2 separate regions of the Homo sapiens genome follow, and region 2 is linked to region 1. Evidence: read pairs that join two places in POLR2A ChIA-PET (ENCODE). Cell type or tissue: A673. All regions are shown on one strand. Each heading gives the region's core, and the rest is flanking DNA. Links, peaks and the distances in the headings are about the cores only. Region 1 overlaps SBF2 (SET binding factor 2). Region 2 overlaps SWAP70 (switching B cell complex subunit SWAP70).

What was found. ChIA-PET counts read pairs that join two places held together with the same protein. Peaks named below come from ENCODE experiments on the same cell type or tissue, not always from the same donor. Only the 100,000 strongest peaks of a DNase experiment are listed, where the experiment ranks them.
Region 2: POLR2A ChIA-PET joins it to region 1 with 12 read pairs; 2 of 35 experiments call an interaction of 5 or more read pairs at or near these places.

The regions. Positions count from the first base shown.
Region 1 is chr11:9,869,426-9,877,764 of GRCh38, forward strand. The region is part of intron 17 of SBF2 (SET binding factor 2); the gene reads right to left. The region is part of intron 1 of LOC101928008 (a long non-coding RNA gene); the gene reads left to right. Among named protein-coding and RNA genes, the nearest start is that of LINC02709, 110 kb to the left of the region's middle. In A673, for the core only: no CTCF peak of the experiment used is centred there; no DNase peak of the experiment used is centred there.
Region 2 is chr11:9,735,430-9,743,768 of GRCh38, forward strand. SWAP70 (switching B cell complex subunit SWAP70) reads left to right here. Exons shown (of 12, transcript NM_015055.4): 8 at 2,784-2,891; 9 at 4,752-4,918. Among named protein-coding and RNA genes, the nearest start is that of SBF2-AS1, 19 kb to the right of the region's middle. RefSeq lists an enhancer at 5,027-5,146. In A673, for the core only: no CTCF peak of the experiment used is centred there; no DNase peak of the experiment used is centred there; H3K27ac peaks cover 355 bases.

The sequences.
Region 1 (8,339 bases), core at 204-8,203:
CTCGTGCCTCAGCCTCCCGAGTAGCTGGGATTACAGGTTCATGCCACCATGCCTGGCTAATTTTTGTATTTTTAGTAGAGACAGGGTTTCGCCATGTTGGCCAGGCTAGTCACGGTTCAACATATGCAGATCAATAAATGTGATATATCTCATAAACAGAACTAAAGAAAAAAACCACATGATTATCTCAATAGATGCAGAAAAGACCTTTGATAAAATTCAATATCCCTTCATGTTAAAAACTGCCAATAAACTAGGTATTGAAGGAACATACCTCATAATAATGAGAGCCATATATAACAAACCCACAGCCAATATTATACTGAATAGGCAAAAACTGGAAGCATTCCCTTTGAAAACCGGAACAAGACAAAGATGCCCTCTCTCACAACTCCTATTCAACACAGTATTGGAAGTTCTGGCCCAGGGCAATCAGGCAAGAGAAAGAAATAAAGAGTATTCAAATAGAAAGAGAGGAAGTCAAATTATCTTTGTTTGCTGATGGCATGGTCCTATATCTAGAAAACCCCACTGTCTCAGCCCAAAAGCTTCTTAAGCTGATAAGCAACTTCAGCGAAGTCTCAGCATACAAAAATCAATGTGCAAAAATCAGTAGCATTCCTATATACCAACAACAGGCAAGCAGAGAGCCAAATCATGAATGAACTCTCATTCACAATTGCTATAAAAACAGTAAAATACCTAGGAATAAAGCTAACAAGGCAAGTGAAGCACCTCTTCAAAGAGAACTACAAACCACAGGTCAAAAAAATCAGAGAGGACACAAACAAATGGAAAAACATTCCATGCTCATGTATTTGAAGAATCAGTATTGTGAAAATGGCCATACTGCCCAAAATAATTTATAGATTCAATGCTATTCCCATTAAACTACCATTGACATTCTTCACAGATTTAGAAAATACTATATTAAAATTCACATGGAACCAAAAAAGAGCCTGAATAGCTAAGATGATACTAAGCAAAAAGAACAAAGATGGAGGCATCATGCTACCTGACTTCAGACTATACTACAAGGCTACAGGAACCCAAACAGCATGGTATTGGTACCAAAACAAATATGTAGACCAGTGGACCAGAATACAGAACTCAGAAATAAGACCACACACCTACAACCATCTGATCGTTGACAAACCTGACAGAACAAGCAATGGGGAAGGGATTTCCAATTAATAAATGGTGCTTATAGCTATATACAGAAAATTGAAACTGGACCTCTTCCTTACACCTTATACAAAAATTAACCTGGCCGGGCACAGTGGCTCATGCCTGTAATCCCAGCACTTTGGGAGGCTGAGGTGGGTGGAGCACAAAGTCAGGAGATTGAGACTATCCTGGCCAACATGGTGAAACCCCGGCTCTACTAAAAATACAAAAATTAGCTGGGTGTGGTGGCGCACGCCTGTAGTCCCAGCTACTTGGGAGGCTGAGGCAGCAGAATCGCCTGAACCCAGGAGGTGGAGGTTGCAGTGAGCCGAGATCACGCCACTGCACTCCAGCCTGCCAACAGAGTGAGAATCCGTCTGAAAAAAAAAAAAAAAAAGTAACTCAAGATGGATTACAGACTAAAATGTAAAATGCAAAACTATCAAAAACCCTAGGAGAAAATCTAGGCAATACTTTTCAGGATATAGGCATGAGCAAAGATTTCATAATGAAAGCACCAAAAGCAATTGCAACAAAAGCAAAACTGACAAATGGGATCTAATTAAACTAAAGAGCTTCTGCACAGCAAAAGAAACTATCATCAGAGTGAACAGAAAACCTACAGAATGGGAGAAAATTTTTGCAATCTATCCATCTGACGAAGATCTAATATCCAGAGTCTACAAGGAACTTAAGTAGACTTACAAGAAAAAAAGACCCCATTAAAAAGTAGGCAAAGGACATGAACAGACACTTCTCAAAATAAGACATACATGTGGCCAACAAACATATGAAAAAAAGCTCACCATCACTGATCATTAGAGAAATGATAATCAAACCCACAATGAGATAACACCTCACACCAGACAGGATGACGCTTATTATTATTATTATTATTATTATTATTATTATTATTTTGAGATGAGTCTCACTCTGTTGCCCAGGCTGGAGTGCAGTGGCGCGATCTCGGATCACTGCAAGCTCCGCCTCCTGGGTTCATGCCATTCTCCTGCCTTAGCCTCCCAAGTAGCTGGGACTACAGGTGACCGCCACCATGCTCAGCTAATTTATTGTATTTTTAGTTGAGACGGGGTTTCACCGTGTTAGCCAGGATTGTCTTGATCTCCTGACCTCGTGAACCGCCTGCCTCAGCCTCCCAAAGTGCTGGGATTACAGGCATGAGCCACCGTGCCCGGCCAGGATGATAATTATTAAAGTAAAAAAACAACAGATGTTGGTGAGGTTGCACAGTATAGGAACACTTTTACACTGTTGGTGGGAGTGTAAATTAGTTCAACCCTTGTGGAAGACAGTGTGGTGATTCCTCAAAGATCTAAAGGCAGAAATACCATTTGACCCAGCAATCCCATTACTGGGTATACGCCCAAAGGAATGTAAATCAGTATATTATAAAGATACATGCATGCATATGTTCATTGCAGCACTATTAACAATAGTAAAAACATGGAATCAACCCAAATACTCATCAACGATAGACTGAATAAAGAAAGTGTGGTATATATACACCATGGAAACTATGCAGCCATGAAAAGGAATGAGATCATGATCTTTGCAGGGATATAGATGGAGGTGGAAGCTATTATCCTCAGCAAACTAACACAGGAACAGTAAACCTAACACTGCATGTTCTTACTTATAGGCGGGAGCTGAAAGATGAGAACACATGGACACATAGGGAAGAACAACACACACTGGGGCCTGTCAGAACATCAGGAAGAATACCTAATGGATGCTGGGCTTAATACCTAGGTGGTGGCATGATCTGTGCAGCAAACTACCTTGGCATACATTTACCTCTGTGATAAACCTGCACATCCTGCATGTACCCCTGGACTTAAAATAAAGGTTGAAGAAAAAAATAAGTAAAAATTAAAAAGTCTAAATACGTGAACAGAGATTTCACCAGAGATGATATATTGATAGCAAATACAAACATGCAAAGATACTCAATATTATTAGTCATTAGGGAAATGAAAATGAAAATCACAATAACCTACTACTTCATATCTACAAGAATGGCTAAAATGACAAACACTGACGTGTGGATCGGAGGAACTGGAACTCTCATACACTGCTGAAAAGAATATAAAATGGCAGTACTATGGAAAAAATGTATTTTTGGCTGGGTGCAATGGCTCACATCTGTAATCCCGGCACTTTGGGAGGTTGAGGCAAGTAGATCACTTGAGATCAGGAGTTCGAGTAAATAATAATAATAAATGCTAAGCCAAATAACCAAAAGAAACCTCTGAATTCAGAGTTCAACATAGTTGTGTCTGAAAAGTACATCATAAAAGAAGAACAGGGACCTCTGTTTTTGTAATAAACTGTAATCTTTATATTTCTGAAATGTATACATATATGCCATAGATCATGAGGTCAGGAGATCGAGACCTTCCTGGCTAACACGGTGAAACACTGTCTCTACCAAAAATACAAAAAATTAGCTGGGCGTGGTGGCACACACCTGTAGTCCCAGCTACTCAGGAGGCTGAGGCAGGAGAATCGCTTGAACCCGGGAGGTGCAGGTTGCAGTGAGCCAAGACCGCACCACTGCACTCCAGCTTGGGCGACAGAGTGAGACTCTGTCTCAAAAAAAAAAAAAAAAAAAAAAAAAAGTTACTAAAAAATGCTCTATGTAGTTTGTCACAAAGGTTTAAAGTGATATGGATTAGTACAGCATAAAAATATTGGTTCACAACCACAAATGGTGGTTATAGTCATTCACCACAGTCTGAGAATTCAAAAGATATGTTATGGAAACAAAGCTAAGAAGATTATGGTGTATGCTGCTAACTTCATTTCAGGGCAGCTCTAGCACATGAAAGTAAGAAGATCCACTTAATATGTATTTAGTAAACAGAAGCAGCAGCCAGGGGCTCAAGGGATAGTGGGGGCAGCAGCATAGTTGCACAAGGTCATGGTACAACAGCAGGAAACCCACATAGGCAGACATAGATAACTGGGAAATAGAAGTATCTGCCTAGGTAGAGGAACAGTGAGCAGTTTTAGGGATCTGCATGAGCAGTGAGGAGGCATATACCTAGAAAGTTGGCTATTATTTAGCTCCAAAGAGCTTTCATTTAGTAGTTCAGCACTATATTAGGATTTAAAGAAAAGACAAAAGTAAGTCCCTTGAAAGAGCATATTTCTGGCCGGGCACGGTGGCTCACGCCTGTAATCCCAGCACTTTGGGAGGCCGAGGCGGGTGGATCACCTGAGGTCAGGAGTTCGAGACCAGACTGGCCAACATGGTGACACCCCGTCTCTACTAAAAATACAAAAATTAGCCGGGCCTGGTGGCAGGCGCATGTAATCTCAGCTACTCGGGAGGCTGAGGCAAGAGAATCGCTTGAACCCGTGGTCTCTCAAGAGATGGAGGCTGCAGTGAGCCGAGATTGAGCCACTACACTCCAGTCTGGGAGACAAGAGCAAGACTTTGTCTCAAAAAAAAAAAGAGCATATTTCTTTCCTTGTGTGACTGAGCTTTAGAGTTTAAATCCTCTCATTAAATCTGCATGATATTATTACTATCTTAGAGACTAATGACAAAGAGAATCTAGAAAAAAACATAATTAGGAAGCTCTCATTCTAAGTCATTTTTAACTTGAATTTTTATTGCCAAGTACATAATAGTGAATCTAAGTAAAAACTTATTCCTTACACTATTTTCTACTTCTTACTAGATGAAGGCAGAAATCACAGTACTACTGAATTACAGTTTTATAGTATGTCTCTTCTTTCCTTAGTTTCTATCTACTCAACTTTTCCAGAGACCCCTAAAAAAATTATCAGAGATACAAAAAGCAAAGTCTTAAAAGCATTTCCTATAAACAAGAAAATCAATATCTTTTAGGGGCCCAATTTTCCAAATTTCACTGACATTTTGACTAAAAAGCTTAAGACTCTTGTCAATGACCAAATAAAGACTCAAATTGTAGGATGCCTCCATGATATAGTCAACTGTGGGTGCATTTAAACTGTAACTGTTACTTCAGTGCCTACACTTTCTAAGGGTTTTATTTTGATGCTGTGGTCTTCTGAGAATGAGTGACAGCCAGCCAGTGTGATTCACTGAGGTACTGCCTACACAAATTAGAGGCTACAAAGCAGTAAATATGGGGCTGGGCCTTGAAGAGGCTCTGACTTACAGAATATTATTGGATAAGTCACCTAAGCTCCTAGCTTAAGTTTATTATTAAAATAACACCTCTTGACTTGCATGTACATCTGCTAAAAGTAGACTAACCTATCAACCTTGAAGAGCCAATAGTACAAAAAGTTAAAATGTTATATGAAGAGAAAGGAGACCAACCTATTATTGGAAGAAAAACAGCATTGTAAGCTGATTATAAGAACATTTATTTATTGAGGAGAAATATGCCTCTGTTACTGAGGAAAACAGCTCTTCAACTTATAGACTGTATTTATTTTGGAAAGATTGATTAAGACTGAGCCTCTAGAATGAGAGACAAGCTGTTTACCTAGTGGCCATTTCCCAGGAAGAATTATCTATCAAATCATATAGACTGGGTCACAAAGTTCTCCAAGTATTTGCATGGTTAAGCCAATAATTATGCCTAGAATTCTAGAAAATGAGTAAACAGCAGTAATTATCTGGTTAAAAATAACCAAGACAGATCCAGTGCTAAGAATAAATAGCTATAAAGTTACATTAAACTGTTCTAGGACTGCAGATGGTTTTCAAGCTCCAGAGGATCATTTCTCACTTCTAAGGCTTCTAGGAACATCATAAAATCCACCTTCCTCCTACCCACGAGCTCCTCTTTTTATTAATGTCTAGTGGTTTGCTATTTATGTTTCATTTGTACAGTTTAAGGCCTACTTCCTAATACAAAACAAATGTTACTGCAGGCCTGAGGATACCTTTACCTAATTGTCCATAACCGAATATGAAAGAAGGCTTTGGGATTAAGTTTCCATAACAGGATAGAAAGACCAGTTGTGAGGGAAATGAAGTCAAAAGCAGGAGAAAATAACAGGGCCAGTGAAGTGGAAAAAAGGGTGTGGAACAAGGCAGGGTCAGCCATATATCTTCTCTATTTGCCTGGTCAATCCTCCCTGCAAGGTCCAGTTTGGGTGCTTGGAATATGCTGAATAAGCTTCCCAATTCATGGAGGGGTAGGAGAAATTGAAATTCAACTTAGGAAGCCAAAATAGATTTTTCTGCCTATTATCAAAAATTTGCAGAAGCTGCACATCTGCTGGTGTGAGACACAAATGTGAAAGTATGCAGGCACACACAAACACATAACACTCGTTAAACTTAAATCACTTAACTTGTTATTAAGTGTAAACTCACTGAGTTAGAATAAACCTCAGAGATTTTTTTTTTTTCACTAATACATGGGAACGCCAAGATAAACGGAAGAAAAGAAACATAACAAAGGTCATACAGCTAGACGGAGCAGTGCTGAAGCCAGCATCAGATGTTTTATAAGGTATTAAACGATCTGGTCACATCCTCCCTTTCTCAACTTCCTGAATACTATTCACTCCTGTAGGTGTATCCCACAGTTGAACGAGTTGAATGCTCTGTGTACTAAACATACTCTTTGCTTTCTCCCTGCCATGACATTGGTCAAGCTGTTTCATCTACTTGGAATCCCTCCTTCCAATCTCTAGTGGTTAAAATCCATTCTCCAAGGGCCTATTCAGATGATACCTCTTTCAAAATGCCCTCCCTGTTTGCTCTCTCTTTATTTACTATGTGTTATAAACTGAATGTTTGTGTCCCCCTTAAATTCATATGTTGAAACCCTATCTCCATCCAGCGTGCCCATATTTGTAGTAAGGAAGTAATTAAGGTTATATGAGGTCATAAGGGTGAGGCCCTGATCCAACAGGATTAGTATCCTGAGATAGAGAGCTTGTTCTTGCTCTTGCTCTCTCTCTCCCTCTCTCCCCACTGCCCCACGTTCTGAAGAAAGGCCACGTGACATAGTGATAAGGCAGCCATCTGCAACCCAGAAAGAAAGCCGTTCCCAGAAAGTGAATTGGCTGGAACTTTGATCTTGAGAAAATAAATTTCTGTTGTTAAAATATCCACTCTGTGGTATTTCGATATGGCAGCCTAAGCAGACTATGACACTATCTTAAGTAGAACTTTGTTGTTGTTGTTTTGAGATGGAGTCTTGCTCTGTTACCCAGGCTAGAGTGCAGTGGGGCAATCTCGGCTCACTGCAACCTCTGCCTCCTTGGTTCAACAATTCTCCTGCCTCAGCCTCCTGAGTAGCTGGGATTACAGGCGCCCACCACCATCCCCAGCTAAATTTTGTATTTTTAGTAAAGACAGGGTTTCACCATGTTGGCCAGGCTGCTCTCAAACTCCTGACCTCGAGCAATCCACCCACCTCGGCCTCCCAAAGTGTTGGGATTACAGGCGTGAGCCACTATGCCTGGCCTAGAACTTTGTTTATACTTCTTTAACAATTATTTCATTCTATTTTGTATTACATTTAGGACAGTTTTTTGCTCTAGAATGTGCTGAAATGCTATGCTACAACCTTCCTTAGGCTTGATACAAGATAAAATAGCAGCCATAATAACAATACAAAGTATTAGTATTTCTATGACAACAATGATGATCAAGGTAGAGTTTTTAAAAAATAAATAATACTCTACCGTTTTATAAGGAAATGTATTATATGAAGTAAGTTCCTGTGTTGTTCCTATTTTTGTATGCTCATTAAGAGATAATATTTTTAAAATGCCAACAATTAGGTTTTAAAAACTAAACATGAAATCATTAATTAAACCTAAATAATTTTTTAAAATTATACTTTAAGTTCTAGGGTACATGTGCACAATGTGCAGGTTTGTTACCCAGGTATACATGTGCCATGTTGGTTTGCTGCACCCATCAACTCGTCATTTACATCAGGTATTTCTCCTAATGCTATCCCTACCCCAATCCCCAACCCCCCGACAGGCCCCAGTGTGTGACGTTCCCTGCCCTGTGTCCAAGTGTTTTCACTGTTCAATCCTCACCTATGAGTGAGAACATGCGGTGTTTGGTTTTCTGCTCTTGCGATAGTTTGCTGAGAATGATGGTTTCCAGCTTCATCCATGTCCCTGCAAATGACATGAACGCATCCTTTTTTATGGCTGCACAGTATTCCATGGTGTTT
Region 2 (8,339 bases), core at 327-8,326, 130 kb before region 1:
ATCTTTTGTTTTAATAGGTAATGCTGTAGGGAATAATCTTGTACCTGTGTCATTGTATATGTGTTCATACATGTTCTGATATCTCTAGGGAATGAATTCTCAGAAGTGGGAATGCTGGGTCAAAGTGTGTAATTATGAAATCCGGGCTGATGGACCAGCCGCCATCTTGAGTGTTGCTATTCACTGTGCCGGAAGAAAAAGTGTTCTAGGGTTTGGCAATGCGGTGCTCCAGCCTAGAAATGTCACACTGTACTTCTATTGATAATATCTTGGTGAGAACTAGTCAGAACTTTCTGATGAGTAGTCAGCTGTCAAGCTTGCAGGAGTTCCCTTGTGTGTGGTAAATCATTTTTCTTTTTCTGCTTTTAAGATTATTTTTTGGTCTTTGTCTTTCAACAGTTTTACTGTGGTGTATGTGGGTGTAGATCTCTTTGTGTTTATCCTGTTTAGAGTGTATTGAACTTGAATATGTAGATTAATGTTTTGCCTTAAGCTGGATAAGTTTTCAGCCACAAATATTTTTTCTACTTTTTTTTCCCTCTTCTGATACTTTCGTTATGCAAATGTTGGTGCACATAATGGTGTCCCACATTTCTCTAAGGCTGTGTTCATTTTTCTTCTTTTTTATTTTCTGTTTTCCAGTTGCATAATTTCTATAGATCTGTCTTTAGTAGATTTTTCTTGTAGCCCAAATATACTGTTGAGTCCCTCTAGTGAATTTTTCGTTTCAGTTATGGGACTTTTTACTTCCAGAATTTCCATTTGGTTTTTTCTGTGATTTATATCTCTTTATTATTCTCTATTTTATGGTATATTGTCATTCCTTCCATTACTTCTCTAAGTATGGTTTCCTTTAGTTATTTGAGCATAAAATATTTATAACTGCTTTGAAGTCTTCATATGCTAAATCCACCATCTGGGCCTCTTCAAAGGCAGTTTCCGTTGCCTGCTTTTTCCCTGTATATGGGCCATACTTTCCTTTTTCTTTGCATGTCTCATAATTTCTTGTAGAAAACTAGACATTTTAGATAATGTGTGGTAGCAACTCTGGATTCTGATTCCACCCCTCTCCCCAGAGGCCTGCTGTTGTTTGCTCCTTTATTTGTTTAGTGACTTGGCTGGACTATTTCAGTGAAGTTTGTTTTCCTCACAGTGTGAAGCTTCTGACTGTTGCTCCTCAGAGGCACAGGCTTGGACAGGAACACAGTCACCCTGCGAAGACCCTGATTTTTGCAGGGCTCTCTTTGAGTGTCTTTCTCTGATCTCTCATTTAAGCTTTCCACCTCTGTTGGTACCACACCAACAGCTGTTAGAGTTCACTAATTTTGTTCTGTTGTTCTCCATAATGCCCTGGAACCTGAATTGCCTCACAGTCTGAGATCATTTAAATTCAGGCCTACATGTAGTCTTTAAGGTCAGTCTTTGAGACTTGTTCCTACTACATGAGAACTCTTCTTAGCTGTCTCTTTCTCTGGTTCTGTCTGTCAGACGTTTGGCTGGTCTGGAAGAGCAGTGGCTCACACCTGTTAATCACTTTGGGAGGACAGGGTGGGAGGATCACTTGAGGCCAGGAATTTGAGACCAGCCTGGGCAACATAGCGAGACCTCATAGCAGTCAACCAACAAACCAACAACACTTTTAGCTGGTCCGTGTGTTAGTGTGTTGTTCTCATGGAGCTTCTGGCCTCCTCTTAATTCTCAGCCACTCTTGCCTGGAATAAAGTTTCTGCAACATGCAGCTGGGGACAAAGAGAAATTCTGGCAGCCAGCCTGCCCCTCCCAGGAAGGTATCATAGCCCTAGGCTTGAGCTGAGGGGAGGGGAACCCTTGTTTGGGGTTCCATCTGCCAGGAGAAGAGCTTTCTTCTCACTGACACTGTGGGGGTGGGGAGGGAGTGCATCATATGCCACAGACCCTCACGATTCTTACTGAGAGTTAGATTTTCTTAGATAAATGTTCTCCATTTTAGAATGTCCTTAGCATAATTTCTAGAGACTTTTAAAGGTTTTGTTTTTTTAACAATAATTTTCACCAGTTATGGTTGTTTTGTTGGGGAAAGGGTCTGTGGAGCTCCTTATGCCACCCTTCTAGAAATTGGTTCTGGTAAAAGTTATAATGAATAATGTATAAGATGAAAAAACTGTACAGAAAGAGCTCAAGAAATAGCTCTCAAATCTCATGAATGTGGCTGGGCATGGTGGCTTACACCTGTAATCCCAGCACTTCGGGAGGCTGAGGTGGGCGGATCACGAGGTCAAGAGATCGACACTATCCTGGCCAACATGATGAAACCCCGTGTCTACTAAAAATACAAAAATTAGCTGGATGTGGTGGTGTGTGCCTGTAGTCCCGGCTACTCGGGAGGCTGAGGCAGGAGAATCACTTGAACCTGGGAGGTGGAGGTTGCAGTGAGCCGAGATCGTGCCACTGCACTCCAGCCTGGCGACAGAGCAAGACTCAGTCTCAAATAAATAAATAAATAAATAAAAATCTCATGAATGCAATCCCAAGTGAATTTAATTCAATGACTGTACTAAAACTTTCTTTGCAAAATGTTGTTCAGGCTTATCAATAGTCTTTCATTTACCTAATTTATTTTGTATGTTGATTCAGCAGATCGTTAGACTGGAATTCTAATGGAGCTAAAAGTTTTTATTCTATTATCTTTATTGAATGTTAAGAATGTTTGGCTTTTCCTGTACTTAAGTATGACTGTCTCTCTCTCTTTAATGTACTTCTACTCTAACACCTGCTTTTCTGTGGATGGGTTTTTGATTGGCTAGAAACTGGAGGAAGCAGCATCTCGTGCAGCAGAAGAGGAAAAGAAACGCCTTCAGACTCAAGTGGAACTTCAGGCCAGGTTCAGCACAGAGCTGGAAAGAGAGAAGCTTGTGAGTATCACATGGCTGGAGAAAGCAGCTGCAGTAGCTCAGCCTGGGTCGGTGGGAACAGGGAAGGGCTGGAGGCTACAGTGAGGCATGTCATCAGCTTGGCTTTGCTACTGACCTGGAATGGGCTGTAGGGGAAGTTGCATGTTTGTTCATTCATTAATTATCTGTTTATTGAACACCTTCTATGTGCCAGGCAGTGTGCCAAAGATGTAATGGCAAAAGACATAAACCTTGTTTTCAAGACTCCTAAGTGGAAATTTATGGAGCCAGGCATGGTGGCCCACTCCTGTAATCCCAGCACTTTGGGAGGCCAAGGCATGAGAATTGCTTGAGCCCAGGAGTTCAAGACCAGCCTGGGCAATATCTACAAAAAAAAAAAAAAAAAAAAGAATTAGCCAGGCCTGTTGGTACATGCCTGTAGTTCCAGCTACTTAGGAGGCTGAGGTGGGAGGATTGCTTGAGCCCAGGAGTTCAAGGCTACTGTGAGCTGTGATTTTGCCACTGCACTCCAGCCTGGGTGACAGAGCAAGGCCCTGTCTCCAAAAAAGAAAAAAAAAGAAATTTGTGGAATGATGTGATAAATGCTTGGTTAGGGTGACTATATTTCCTGGTTTGCCTGGGAGAGTCCCTGCCATTCTGGTATAATTATTAATAACATTCCTTTTCATTCTCAAAACAGTTCTGATTTGGAAAATAAATAGTTATGGAAAAAGTAAGCATAGGTTCCATGGTATATCTCCTCTGTAATAAGCAAGGATGGCGGGGGTGAGATCCTGAAATTGTGAGAACATCTAGAGTCTGATTTGTTGCTCTTGGCAGCTCCGGTTCATCCTAGAGGCTTCCATCTTCAAGAGACCCAAGATCCAGGTTGTCTTAGGTAGTTAGCTGGTTAGCTGGAACACAGGTCTTCTCACATTGAGTGATACTCTGTCAGAGAGTGCTAAGCCCAGTGCCTAAATAGATGCATGTGACATTTCCTCTAGTCACTTTTTGTTATTTAGAGTTGAAAGAGATGTGTTTGTGGTTCAGAGAAAAGAGGAAGGCAAATGTGATGTAGAGAAACAGCCAGAATGTCTGGTCTTGTTTCCTCTCTGGTCCTTCTTACTGAACATTGGCTTTTTCTTCTTTAAGTTCAGGATTATCACATGCTCTCTCATGACTCTTCTGAAGACAGAGTGAGCTAATGCAAGTGAAAATATTTTATCAACTGCAGAGAAATAGGCTAATGTGTTTGTTATATTTAGGATGTTCTTGTCTTGTAATTTTTAAGGCAGGGATTCAAAACTCTGTAATCCAGAAGGGAAAAACCATTAACGTATACAGATTAACTGAAATGCTTGAGTTCCTCTAGGGCTGGAGGTGCCCCAGGGAGTGGAGACAGCCAGGGAAGTGTGGGAGGAATCCCATGCTGGATGACCTTTCCTTCTTCTTTAGTGTAACACTAAAGAAGACTGGGAAAAGGTTCGTTTGCTCTGACTGGGAAAAGGTTCGTTCCTTTTAGAGAAGACCCTATTGGTAAAAAGATTGTGACTTTAAGACAGAAAGGAATTTAGAGAGAAATTACACAAGGAAACATTTTTTTCTTGACTTGAGTCTTAAAATGTGGAGTGGAAGGGATGGAAAATACAGCAGGGCAGAACATAATTTGGGTTATAATTTGCTCTTCCCAGACTCTTTCACTATTGCGATTGGGTGTGGTACCCTCATCTCCTCCATCTTTAAGTTCAAGGATTGAAGGACAGGGTCCTGCCACCCTGATGGGCTGAGGCTGCAGCTGTGGGCAACCCCTCAGGTGGAGGTGAGGCTTTCCCTGAGAAAGAAGTCAACCTGCATTTAAACAAGACCCTTTTATACCAACAGATCAGACAGCAGATGGAAGAACAGGTTGCTCAAAAGTCCTCTGAACTGGAACAGTATTTACAGCGAGTACGGGAGCTGGAAGACATGTACCTAAAGCTGCAGGAGGCTCTTGAAGATGAGAGACAGGCCCGGCAAGATGAAGAGACAGTGCGGAAGCTTCAGGCCAGGTGCCAGATTTGTTTGCAGACTTTGCCTTTATGTACTTTGCCTGGGCTAATACAGTTTCTTGGAATGACTAACACTCTGGTGGAGAGGGAGAAGTGTCTCTGCTCTGGCTGTGACTGAGCTCGAGGTGCTGTCCAGATTAGAAAGACTGTGGAGACTCGACCGGCTGGAGTGTTTCTTTTCATTCTGAGGCGCTGGGAAACCCTTGCTTCTGGGGCTAAATAAGGGCCTATTTTAGAGCAGTCTGGTAGGTATGTTTGATGAGGTACCCTTAGTCTTATTCGAGAAAATCCACAAACCCAGAATTACCTCTGATAAGAGCTTGGCATCTTCAACACGCTCCAGACCAGAGAGGGCCATTGGTATGCAGGCAGAGGCCTGTTCAGGCCAACGTTGCCGTCAGGTTTTGAGGAATAAGGAAGAAATATGCAGTTTCTATTTGGTCATTCAGGATTGGTAACATTCCTTCAGTAATTACTACTTGAAATCCTAATTTTAAAAGTATTTGAAACCTAGATTTTTTTTCCCCTTAGAACTTTATGATAGTCATGTTCGCAGATGAAAATTCTCAATTTTGGGCCTTCATGGCAGCAGGGAGGACAAAATAAAATGAAGACTCCCAAAGGGAAAAATTGAGCCTATCCTCTGCCAGTTTCTACTTTGCTGCCCCATTTACATTATTTAAGGTGTCTGGGATGGGAGACAACACTAAAAAGTATTCACTACAGTAGCAGCACAGGGTCCAGTCTTTGATCTCTGACCCCCTGTTTTGGGGAGCAGTTATGAGATGAGCTAGGGTAGATTTTCCATGGCTGCCATTTTACATGTGGAGCAGCAAAAGATGTTTCTTTAATCTTTAGATAGGAAGAGAAAGAAGAAGCCATCTTTAGTTGTATATTTTGCCAAAAGTGACTTCAAAAATAAATAAATTGTTTTGGACATTTAGATTTTAAATTTAAATTTTTTTAAGGAAAAATTATTTTCTAAATAGAAAATTAAGCATGTAGCATATTGCCAGGCATATATAGGCCCCACAGGTGCACATTCACTGCACTGTGAGGTTAATCAGGTTCTTGGAACTCCCCTCCAGTGCCACTCGGCAGTGATTTTAGCAGAAGAGTCACTCTACGGGAATGTTTGAGTGCCATGTGACGTCCAGAGTGACGTTCTACATGACACTCAACATTTTTTGAGCCACCTCATAATTTGAGCCGTGTTGAGAGTTAATAGATTGTTTTTGTGCAAAGAATTCGCAGGTGAAATATGCTATATGTATTACTGCAGTTTTGTGGGAAGTTGATTATGACACAGCAGAGACTAGATCACAGAGGGAACCAGATAATTCTAGAAATACTAGTCTTAGTTATTTAGTGTTTATAGAATGAGTGATATTTTGAATAAGGGATAATTTTGGATAATTGAAGCCAGTGGTTTTTTAACCAATGTTATGTATCAGAATCACCTCACAAAGCTTCTGAAAAATACACCACAAAGTGTGGCTCACCCACCACACTTTGGGAGGCCGAGGCTGGAGGATCACTTGAACCCAGGAGTTTATGACCAGCCTGAGCAACATGGTGAAACCTCATCTTTAAAAAAAAAAAAAAAAAAAAGTCTACTTGGGAGGCTGAGGCAGGAGGATCACTTGAGTCCAGGAGGTTGAGGCTGCAGTGAGCTGCATTTGCACCACTGTACTACAGCCTGGGGGACAGAATGAGACCCTGTCTCAAAAAAAACACAAAACAACAACGGCAAAAAACTCCAGCTAATTATTTTGCACACTCTGATTTAAGCAATAGCAAAATGGTTTCAACCTTTTGAATCCAGATGTAACTTCTACATACAGCTCTGATCCAATATGCTGAAAGTACTGCACACAAATTTAACTTTTTCTTAATGTGCAAAGGGCATTTTATGAATATAATTATTTTATTATTCTAAATTTTTTTTTCTCTTAGTTTTTGGAACCTGAAATGGACAAATTTGCCCCCCTGCTCCCTTTTTTTTTCTGAGATGGAGTCTTGCTCTGTTATCAGGCTGGAGTGCAGTGGCGTGATCTCGGCTCACTGCAATCTCCGCCTCCTGGGTTCAAGCGACTCTCCTGCCTCAGCCTCCCGAGTAGCTGGGAGTACAGGCGCGCACCACCACACCTGGCTAATTTTTGTATTTTTAGTAGAGATGGGGTTTTGCCATGTTGGCCAGGATGGACTCCATCTCCTGACCTTGTGATCCGCCTGTCTCGGTCTCCCAAAGTGCTGGGATTACAGGCATGAGCCACCACGCCCGGCCTAGTGGTCATTTTTAAGTGAAATGTGTTCCTCTTTCCTGAAGTCACTGAAGGCTGTGGCTGATTCAGAGGGACTTTCTGTCAGATTGGCAGAGAGGGTTTGTTCTTTGCTCCTCAGGATAGGCCTTTCTGGATAGAAAAATCAAGGGAAGTCATCCTGGAGTTGGGTTGGAAAACTGGCACTAATGAAATGCACATAATCTTACGCCAAGGGCCTGTGTAAAAGGCTGCTCAGTTAACTCTTCTCACTCCTTTTTTTTTTTTTTTAATTTTATTATTATTATACTTTAAGTTTTAGGGTACATGTGCACAATGTGCAGGTTTGTTACATATGTATACATGTGCCATGCTGGTGTGCTACACCCATTAACTCGTCATTTAGCATTAGGTATATCTCCTAATGCTATCCCTCCCCCCTCCCCCCACCCCACAACAGGCCCCGGTGTGTGATGTTCCCCTTCCTGTGTCCAAGTGTTCTCATTGTTCAGTTCCCACCTATGAGTGAGAATATGCGGTGTTTGGTTTTTTGTTCTTGCGATAGTTTACTGAGAATGATGATTTCCAATTTCATCCATGTCCCTACAAAGGACATGAACTCATCCTTTTTTATGGCTGCATAGTATTCCATGGTGTATATGTGCCACATTTTCTTCATCCAGTCTATCATTGTTGGACATTTGGGTTGATTCCAAGTCTTTGCTATTGTGAATAATGCCGCAATAAACATACTTGTGCATGTGTCTTTATAGCAGCATGATTTATAATCCTTTGGGTATATACCCAGTAATGGGATGGCTGGGTCAAATGGTATTTCTAATTCTAGATCCCTGAGGAATCGCCACACTGACTTCCACAAAGGTTGAACTAGTTTACAGTCCCACCAACAGTGTAAAAGTGTTCCTATTTCTCCACATCCTCTCTAGCACCTGTTGTTTCCTGACTTTTTAATGATTGCCATTCTAACTGGTGTGAGATGGTATCTCATTGTGGTTTTGATTTGCATTTCTCTGATGGCCAGTGATGGTGAGCATTTTTTCATGTGTTTTTTGGCTGCATAAATGTCTTCTTTTGAGAAGTGTCTGTTCATGTCCTTCGCCCACTTTTTGATGGGGTTGTTTCTTTTTTTCTTGTAAATT